2 separate regions of the Homo sapiens genome follow, and region 1 is linked to region 2. A link is a loop called in an ENCODE intact Hi-C map of the cell type or tissue named here. Cell type or tissue: heart right ventricle. All regions are shown on one strand. Links, peaks and the distances in the headings refer to the core of each region. The heading gives the core; the rest is flanking DNA. Region 1 overlaps ITGA1 (integrin subunit alpha 1). Region 2 overlaps PELO-AS1 (PELO antisense RNA 1).

What was found. A loop is a pair of places that touch in the nucleus more often than their neighbours do. Peaks named below come from ENCODE experiments on the same cell type or tissue, not always from the same donor. Only the 100,000 strongest peaks of a DNase experiment are listed, where the experiment ranks them.
Region 1: a loop joins it to region 2, with 2.6 times the contacts of the local background. A loop is called at or near these places in 1 of 110 quality-filtered maps.

What each region holds. Positions count from the first base shown.
Region 1 is chr5:52,854,261-52,859,649 of GRCh38, forward strand. The region is part of intron 2 of ITGA1 (integrin subunit alpha 1); the gene reads left to right. Among named protein-coding and RNA genes, the nearest start is that of PELO-AS1, 56 kb to the left of the region's middle. In heart right ventricle, for the core only: no CTCF peak of the experiment used is centred there; no DNase peak of the experiment used is centred there; H3K27ac peaks cover 771 bases.
Region 2 is chr5:52,691,188-52,696,576 of GRCh38, forward strand. The region is part of intron 2 of PELO-AS1 (PELO antisense RNA 1); the gene reads right to left. Among named protein-coding and RNA genes, the nearest start is that of ITGA1, 94 kb to the right of the region's middle. In heart right ventricle, for the core only: a CTCF peak has its summit at 2,284 (motif pointing right); a DNase peak (open chromatin) is centred at 2,299; H3K27ac peaks cover 3,925 bases.

The sequences.
Region 1 (5,389 bases), core at 288-5,287, 160 kb after region 2:
AAAAGAAAAAAGAATCCCTGCTAATGTAGAGCTATTCCAGACTGGGGAGGAGAGACATTTTAAGGGTTTACACAATTTTCTGTAACAGATTTTAATATGCTTATTTTACATTGCTTCTAACGCCTTTTGAAGTTGAAATTTCCTCATTGCCAAACTTGTCATTTCTTTGGCTCCCCTCATTTCCACCCCTCCACCTTTTATGAGCAAATCACTGCAGTTAATGGGTCACTGTGTAAGTTTCATTCTCTAAGATGAAAAAATGCTTATTCCATTTATTTAAAAAGAAATTGGCGAGCAGAATTTGCTTGGCACTCTGAGAGTGACTTTGGCTTGAACTATGTATTAGACATCAAGGCAGAGTTAGTTGAAAAGGATGTTAATGAAATAATGTAAATATAAGACACTCTTTTCCAAGAAACTATCTTTTGCAGGGAAGAAAACATAAATATGAAACAGAGACATCAGACACCACCTACTCTTCAAATAAATATAATAATGGGCATAATAACAAGATAACTATTGTGAATAGCAAATATTTCTGCTTACTAAATATTATTATAATTGTAGCTTATTCATGGAGAAAAGTGTTTCTCTCACTTTGATGATCCTTGAGTTGATCAGATGTTTCTCCAGAAATGAGTAACGATATCCAGAACATGTTTTGATCTTCTCAGTCTGCATACAGGTCATTACAAAAATGCCATATAAAAAGCAAGATCTAATAGGAATAAAACGTAATAAGTTAAAACTAACTTGCATTAAATTTTAAAATAATGATTCTCACAGTTTATAAAACAATGTGCCTGGGCCTTCACCTTGACCCTGTGGGTTTGGGCGGATATCATTGTTATCATCTGTATTTTCTAGACAGGAAACTGAGACAGAGAATGAATGTCCAAAGGTTTAATATAGCAAGTATGTCACAGGGTCAGGATATGGAACACCAGCCTTCTGACTTTTTAGCCAATTCTCCCCCTTTAGCAACAAGGATTCTCTAGCTGTTTGACCTGGAGAAATGCCTCTGGTGTCACTCAAAGGCATGTATAGCATCCCACTTAAGCTGAATATATATTCTCTAAAATGGAAAAAAAAAGATTTTACAATCCAGACCTCTTGGCTGGTCACATAAGTATAAATTCTCAGGTCTGCCTTATTCAGATTTTTAAGTACTTGACACAGTCGTTAATTCATTCATTCAATAGATATTTATTGAATGCCTATTTTGTGCTTGGTACTAGTATGAGCACTAAGGATGTGTTTGTGAACAAAATAGAAAAACCAATCCCTACTATTGTGGAGCTTATATTCTACTGGGGAATAGAGAACAAAAATTAAATAATGAAGTTAATAAACAGGTAGGTTACATCAAATGCCAGAATAGGATCAGTGTTGTGAGAAAAAACTGAGCAAGAGAGTGGATTGAGAATGCTGGAGATTCCTGAAATTCTGTAAACCCTATGCTAATACTTTTCTAGGATCTTGTTATTTTGATGCAGTTGGAGAAAAGTGAGGCTTCCTTAGGATTCAAGTGGTAAGATACACGTACTTTCAAGCTTGTTATTAAAAGTTTCATGTTTGTTTTCAAAGAAAACAGATACTAGGAAAATACAGAAAATTAGCAGTCCTATGATCTGCTAACCTGGTCTTTACTATTGGTCCCAACTCCCAAACTCCCTGTCTCAATCCTGGGCTCCTACACTCTACCACTTTCTAAGTTCTCACTCCGCAATCTTCACTTATCTCAGAATATGCAATAGGCCGTGGTTGAGATTGCTGTATCAGGTCAGTTTCCAATTATCACCATATCCTAAGTGCTTTCTCTTGCCCTAGAGATCAAACATAAACTCCAGACCTTTTCCTCCAGAGCCAAATGCTTGCCAAATCTCAAGCTCTCTGTTCCTGTCTATAAGCAAGCTTTATTCTGAGTTCTAGCCACCCATACTTTCTCATTATCTTCCCTTTTCCATCTTCATTCTCCTGTCTCCACACTTTTCCCTGGGCTATCCATATCTCCCTTTCCTTCTGCCTTACAATTCACAATAGCTCTCCTATTAGCATGCTGTACAAGACTCACTTTTCATCAGTTATCCTAGATTTTCCCCCACTTGATATTACATGTTTTCCAACTAGTGAGTCAGTTCTTCTCTACAAACTTATATTTGTTCTATTCAGATGATGGAATCTTAGAACTGGAAAGGACTTTGAGGGCCTAACTCCCATCCACTATAAAAACACCTTCCGAAACATCCCTGGCCAGCTGCAACCCACCTCATCTTGACCAGAGGAGCTGCCTGACAGACCTACGTATGCCTTATCAGTTTAAATCTTCATCGCTCTCTACAAGCCCACCACCCTTCTACCTCCTCTGTAAATCTCACTAGACAACTGCAGCTATTATTTTCCAAAGAAGAAAAAGAGACAGAGAGAGAGAGAGAGAGAGAGAGAGAGAGAGAAGCCACTAGGTCAAAATTTAATCCTCACTTCCTGTTTCAGTTAACTATTGCTGCATAATAAGTCATTCCAATACTTAGTCACTTAAAGCAGCAATGGTCTATAAATTCTCAAGATTTTTGAGGATTGAATAGGTATTCCCCTATTGCCTGGGCTCATCATCTGGTCCCTCAACTGGGGCTGGAGTGTCCAAGCTGGCTTTCCTCACACGAGTGGAAGTTCATGCTGTCAGCTAAAGCACCAATTCTGTTCCACGTGGCCTCTTATCCTCTGTTAAGCAACACTGGGCTTCTTCACATCCTGATGTTCTCAGCTTTCAAAAACAGGTAAAATGGAATCTGCAAAGGCCTTTTAAGGCCTAGCCTTAGAAGTCATAGTATCATTTGTGCTGCATTCTATTCATCAAAACAAATCCTAGATTCAATGGGTGGAAAAACAGATTCTACCTCATGAAATAATAAAAGTCAAAGTCGTGTTGCAAAAGTGTACACAATTCCAAACCATCGACCACCCTTGCAAACTGCTCAATACTGGGCTGCTCAGCGTGCTGCCTAGGGAATGGTCGCTCTTCCTCATTTTTAAGACAAACCTCTCCTTCTGGATCCACCCTGTCTACCTGCTCAGAGATTCTACTCCCTCTCCTGTGAAATCAGGATTTCTCTTGTTACTGTTTCTTTCTTGCCATCATTTAGCCATATGCAGATTGCCTCCATGATAAATTTGGACACATCTCAAGCCCTTAATGGTTTGTCATTGCCCTGAAAAAAAAAAGCCACATTTATTAACACTGCCCATCTCCCTCATTTTTAGCCAAGTTACTTGAAATGAAATCTGCCACAAACATGTACCTCTCATTCTTGCCTCCTATTCTTTATATTGTTTCCTTCTTTGGTTTCTGTGACACTGCTGTTTTCTGATTCTTGCTCCCTTTCTGATTACCCTTGCCTAGTTTTCTTCCTTTGCTCATTGAAACCTTAAGTGTTATTTCACCTTCAGATGTCAACATTTAGTGCTCTTCTCACTATATTTCGAGGTGGTAATATTTACTTTTAGGGCCTCAACCATGCTCATATCATGCTCATACATGTTCCACATGGTTTCTGAGATGTTCCCCAGCAAGACTGAGCCCACTTGCCTACAGAAGTAACTCATTATCAGTGCATCCTTTCTTGGCCTTTCTTCCTTCCCACTCTTCTTTTCCCCATCTCTATACTTATGCATACTTGGAATTGCCTCCAAAAAACTTACCTGAACCAAAGTTTTTGTCTTGGATCTACTTTTGGAGAAACCCGAACTAAGACAGCTTATATCCTAAATATTTATAGAGTTAGTCCTTCCATCCTCTGTACTTCCTGAATCCAAATCCTCATCTGGATTACTTTAGGAATCCATATCTTGTCATTTGACTCTAATTTTGTTCCTCTTCAATTTACTTATGACACTTCAAGCAAATAAGCTTTGTAAATCAAAAAGGTGATCATGTTACACCCCTCTTTAATAGCTTCATTGGTTCCCAACTTCCCCCTACATAGAATAAAGCCAAAGTTCTTAAAGCTGACTATGAGAACATTCATGATCTGGACTCTTTTTACCTCTCTAGCCTCAACTTCTACTGCAGTTATACTGAGCTACTTGGCATTTATCAAAGGAGTGGTATTCTTACTTCTAAGACTTTGCTGAAGTTGCATCAAGTTCAGACCTATTCAATATTGCAATAGTACATGTATAGTTGTGCTTCTCTCTCTAAGTTATAAGCAAACTAAAAATTGTGTTTTATTCACTTTTGTATCATTTTATATCCTCAGGACCTGGCATAAATGCCCAGCATGTAAAATATTGTTAATAAACATTAATTACTCCAGCCTCAAATTAAATACTTTCTAAAATCGTAGGCTCATTTTTTTCTCTAAACTGTTTTTAACTGTAAAACCAATTTATTCCATTACGTATTTTACAACTGAAAATATTAGGAAAAAATAATCGTAACCTCATTAATATAATTTGTTATATTCTTGATGTATTCCTGATTAATCTTTCAACATCGATGTTAGTTGTTTATTCATCTGAAATAAATACCTAATAATAATAAGAACTAACATTTAGATAGCACATACTATAAGCCAAATACTGTTCTAAGCATTTTATATACATTAACTTATTTATTTTTTTGATGATCCTCTGAAATGGATCTCCATTTTATAGATAAAAAAACTAAATCACAGATGGAGTAATTGACTTGTCCTAACCATATAGCTAAGTGAATGGTAAAGCCATAATTTGAACTCATATAGGCTGGCACCAAAGTTCATGCTATATTTCATGGAGAAGATTAAATTATTTAATACACAGAAAGCACTTAGAACAGGGCCTAGCACATGGTATAAATTCAATAAAGCCTAGCTGCCATTATCAGTGGTAGTATAATGAACATAGTAATTTGGTGTCTTTCATGTTAAATTAGGGCACAGATTTTCACTAAATTAGATAAATTTTCACTTTGAGTTCGATCATAAATAATTTTTCATCCTACCATACAATGAATGTACAATATGCTATAGAATGATCCTGAAATAATTAGTTTTTATTTACCATATTTCTTTTACTCTTTCATAATTATATATAACACTATGAGCATTATCTTTGTGCATTAAGCTTTTCCCTCTTACTTTAGGTCATTTTATTTAGGATAGATTCCCAGAAGTAAAAATTATGTATTAAAGGGTTTGAGCATTTTTGTAGTTCTTTATACAAATCAGAAATTGCTTTCCAAAGGCATTATATTAAAACCATGTTTTAGAGTCTCAATAGCTTAATATTTACAATTGTTTTATAAAATTTATTTTCATTAATACTAGCATGCCTATAGGGCCTACACAAAATAAATCCCATTTCTTTTCAATATGACAGACTTTCAAATATTTAAATTTTCAAAATGTGT
Region 2 (5,389 bases), core at 279-5,278:
TGTGACAAAACACCTTTCTTCCCTGAGCTATGAGCTGGAAGAATTTTCTCAGCCTTCATGTAGGTGAGTAAGCTCTTTTCATTTTTTGGTTGTACCTCTTTTACTACTTAGAATTTCATTGTTGTGTCCAGTGAGCTATGATTAAATATTGAGGTCAGCTGCCCTCTGCAGACTGGGGTCACTAAGTTAAATCCTGTCCACTTGCTGGAAATGTGCGAAGTTTCCACTCCAGTTACATATAGCTTCTGTTTGTGACTAGTAAGCACTGAATAAATATTTCTAAGCTGCTTACTAATCCAGAATTGCATGTTTTTCTGCAGATCTATTTCTTCTTTTCCAGGCCTACTAATTCCACATTAGTGTCTCAGTCAACATATTTCAAGCCATCTCGAATCTAATCGCCCCTTGGTGATTCAGGGGACTGAGACACAGGGAGAATGGAAGGTATTGATATTTTGTATCCCTTTGTGTCAGGTCTTCCTTTTCACATTCAGAAGGACGCAGCTGAATCCTGAGTGTGGTCTACAAAAACACACAGACGAAAACAATTAGCAATTTTAAGTCAGTTAGAGGTGCAAAGAGAAGTTGTCTATTTGTTTCTTTAACAAAGAAAAACCTTTGGTTTTCTCTCCTAAGCCCTTAATCATGCTCTAGGCTCTCCCAAGCACCAGGTTGTCACTCATGAACACAAACTACAATGACTGATTTTCTTAGACTTGTTTGGTTCTTGTAAAGTAGCCAATAAACTAATTGCATGAAAAATGACATGTTAAATTATCTCTACTTTTTTGGAAAAACAGCAGATTGATTTTTTTTTTTTAAGCCAAGCAGAGATGAGGCATTTTCTAGAAAGGCACAAGTTTTAATTATAAATTAATGCACAGGAATTTTATCTGTGCCAACTTGAGCTTGGAAGAAAATAGTATAGAATTACTTGTCTCTTTGTGCAGGTCATGTTACAGTGCTTCTCAAAGACTGATCCAATATTCAGTGTGTTGTACAGTAACATCTACAGTGAGAAAGGGGGAATAAAAGCTGAGCTGGTCAAATGCAGTGTCCTCTTTCATGAGGTCAGCCAATAGGAATTTTAACAGCTAATATTCTAGACAGTGGGAATGCAGTAGAGGCTTTTTCCCTTCTTTCCCAGGAGAAAAAATAAATATCAAGGCAGTCATTTTGAAATCCAGAAAAATCACACTTGGAAACACAAAATAAACTATCCTCAACCCTCAGATTCTATCATTTGATGTATTATCTCCTTGAGAGTCCAAATAAAGTGAGACATTAGCTTTACATGGTTTCATTCTGATTTCTAACAGGACCCCAATTAGAGGTAACTTGCTGTTTAGATTAAGGTTTGTTGTATAACTTTTAAAGTTCAATATCACTTATAAATAATTTCTATCCCCTTAGATTACCTTTCAGCAACCTGGCTTTTATTATCCTTTTCTCCTATTCAAGTAAGTTTTTGTGAAGTCAAACCTAGATGCTTTTCTGAATTATAGATTTCACACCTGACATACTTTGCACACATGTGTCTGTTCCCATTCTTCCTCCTTTAAAAGCCCAACTCATCCTCTTGCCTGAGGAAATAGAGCTGAAATGTAAGGATCTTCAAAACCGTTGCACAATCAACCAACTTTTCTGCACAAGCTGTGTCTACTGCCCTTGCTGCCTATTCTGTTTGGAAGCAAGAGAATAACAGAAGAAACAAGTGACCAAAGAATGAATAACATGTCCAGCCTTTTGTATTACTCCTGATATCATAATAAGACATTGTGTGTTTTATTCACATGGATCTTGGCCATATATTGAGTACAGTGAAACCTCACTGGCTTCAATGTACACTAGACCAGGCAAAGAGCAAATAGTGGCACCAAAGCCATCCCTACCGCCCATCCCATGCCCCTTCTGAGCAACACCTGAAAACCTCTGTAGCATATTCCTGTAAATTCTACCAGGTAGTTAACATCTGCTAAAAAATGTTCTCTTCTAAATTGTTGATGCTTATAGACAATTTCAGAAATTCATTTTAATAAAAGCATTCTCCCTGTAATAGTGGTACACAATTTTATGGCACTAACCAGGTACCAGGTTCTTCACATACACAAACTCATTTGAACCTCACCACATTGCTGTAAAGTAGGTATGAGTCCCCTCTCAAGTTATGGTACAAATGAGGAAATTGAGTTACACAGGTATGCAATAAACAACAGAGCTTAGGTTTGAATTCAAGATGTCTTGATTTCAGGTCCATGCTCTTAACAGCCACACTGTGCTGCCTGTCTGGCCACCAGAGGTCAGCTTCCCTGAAGGAATTAGTATTTGACTGAGGTGTGGTGCTTTCCACAGGGAAGCAGAGAAGATTTTTGGGGAATCCCATAGTGTTTTTAGCATCAGTGTTGTACACAAAAGGAGTACACTAACAACAGATGAAACAACACAAATATCTTTTGACTGAGAAAGTTATGGCTACCCAGCTCTGCTGAGGCTTATTTGTGCTAGAAAGACACATAAAACTTACCCATGAATATTGAAGATTTGAAGGCACGAAGGGGATACCCAGATAACAAAAGACCAGAGCTATACATATATGTCTTCTGCTGTTCATCAAGTTAATTCTCCAAACATTTATTAAGCATCTATTATGCATAGCATAATTAAGCATCTATTGTACATGAGACACTAGACTAACAGGGGGATGCAAAGATGAATGCCATTTGTTTGGAGGCTGGAGTGGACATGCCTCATTATTTGATTCAACTTGTAGAGCAATGGTTCTTGAATTTGCCACATATTATAAGCACCTGGGGGAGTTCCAATGAAAACTTCCGAAGGAAAACATTCCCAGACCAGTAAATTCAGAGTCTCTAGGGTAGAACCCAGGCATGAGGATTTTTTTAAAGCTCCCCAGGATTTCCAATGTGAAGCCAAGGTTGAAAATGCTGAGAACTACTGTTTAGAGTAACCCATTGTGTCAAAGCCTAAATGACCTCAGAAAAAAGTTCACTTTTGCCTTGGCATTTTCTTTCTTCTTGAACTGATAGATACTAGGCTGTAGCTTGCTTATTGCATTTTATGTAACCCACTTAGAGTGCCTTTTTCTGGAGCACTTTGCTTGCTTCTAATTCAAAACTGGCAGCAGGGGAGTGGTGTGAGGGGAGGGTGGTCACTGCCAACTGCTTTACATGTCAAACAGTGGAAGATTCCATTGGGAGGTTAGGTGGGGAGCAGCAACCTGGGCTCTGAAGAGAGATGTATCTCAATTTCTCTGCTTGACATTATTACCCTGGACAAGTCACTTAAAAGTCTTGGTTTCCATATTTGTAGAATGGGGTAAACGATGCCTGTTTGTGAGAAGTAAACTAAGTAACTTATGTGAAGTGTGTGGTACAGAGCAGATACTCCACGGAGGCATCTTCTACTTTACTATAATTATCCTGCTAATTCAAGTGAATCCTGCCCTTCTTGAGGCCTTCCTTGCCAGGTTCTTCTCATAACTGCCATGCTTCCTGGGGAATGAAGCCAAGGGGCTACTCTCCCCAACTCAGACAAAAGTCCTTGAAACTCTCCATTTCCTTTAACAGCAATTTCCCACACTGGACCGCTGAAGTCACATCTTGGCTTCATCCTAACAATTTTCAATTCTTCAGATTCTTTTGTCTCTTTCACTTTTTTTCCCCCATATCCTTAGACTTGCCATTTAAAAGTTGTCTTTGCTTCAAGATTTTTCCATACCGTTCCTCCCTGTTAGCTTCCTCTCCCTTTCTCCTTTCACTAGGCTCTCACAGACATAAAATGGACACTAAAACTCTTTTTATTCAAGTTTTTTACTTCGGCTTTTACTTTAAAGGTTAAAGCTATAAACCCAATGAATATTTCATGTGGAACACTTTTCAGCCCTCATTCGCCGAGGTGGATGCAATAACTACCAGAAAGGCTGTAATAAAGTAAAATTGATAAAGATAACCAGACAGAACATATTAAAAGACACAAATTTATGACTGCTTGATGAGGCAAAATGTTCTCGAAGAAGATTTGCAGGTTCCTTTTTCATTTCACCTTCCTTCATCTCCTTTCTCAGTGCTGTTTCGCATCATCCTTTACTCCTCCAACCTCTACTGGCTTCCTTTTTTCTTTTTAAATCTGTAAGTCCCTATTCTAAATGCTTTCTCTTTTATTGATTTTGGAATAGGCTGGAAGCCGTGATCCACTGTGTCCCTCTCAGATGTCTCCTAATATCACAACCCTGGCCGCATTTTATGCAGCAGCTCTGCTTCTTTTCATTTCTCATTTTTCCCACAATTCTAGCCTGATGACGGCTGGAAAATCCCAGTAACAGGTAACACTTGGCCTCCTTTTCATATATATAGCAGAGTCTCCTGGGGGGAGTTTAACTTAATCCTGGTGCCTTCCTCTTTTTGCCAACCCACCCATTCACCAAGGAGATGCCAGGTATAAATTTGTGAGGTGCCAGAGTGACTGACATTTAGATAGCAATGAGCTCATATTCACCATTTTAAAGAAAGCAGCATCATCAGCCTGCCTAATGCTATTTGGCCCATTAATCTTCTTGTTTCTAATTTAGCCATCTTTTCCCGTTTTCTCAGCTTCTTAATGTAGTTTGCAACCTTCCTCAGACCACTGATATCTGTGTCTGTATCCACTGTTGTTTCTGCAAAATTCGGTTTCCATCATAGCTTGTAAAGTAACATCTTCAATTCTCTTTCTCATAAAGTCAGTGAGACGTTAACCTTTCAGGTAACTGTTTTTAAATAATCTGTTTAAACTATTCTATTAATAACTTAAAGATCTTTTGAATTGTGCTCTTTTTGTTTCGGTCTTTTTCCCTTTCTTTAGAGGACTGAAGCATGCATGCCATATACACAGCCTAAAAGCAGATTATCTTTAAGGTAATGCCTTTGGATAGCTGACAGCTGCTCAAATAGGTCCTAGTTCTGGCAATGTTCTCGAAATTCTTCAAGATTATAAATCTTCACTATGTTCAATTTAAGTTGTTCTTGGGAAATTTTGGATAACACTTATCAAATATAACCTCTAAGAACCAGAGATGAATTAATCTACCCAGGCTTACTTGTCCCCAGAAATTTTATAAAATGCATTGCTCCTAGCGTACATAATACTAAATATATTCTCGATGTCTATGTGGTGCCAGAATTGTGGACAGTAGAGAGGAGCTGTAAAAGATCTCTGAACAGGAAATTCCAAGGTGTCAAGGGAAAAATTTCAGTTGGGAAATCATAACATCAACATAGTTGAATGTAGTGAAAATGCCACCTATTTTATTTTAGTCCCAAATACTAAGTAATAAAGCACAGAGCTGGACACACAATAGAATCTTTAAAGAGTATGCAATAACTTGTTTTAA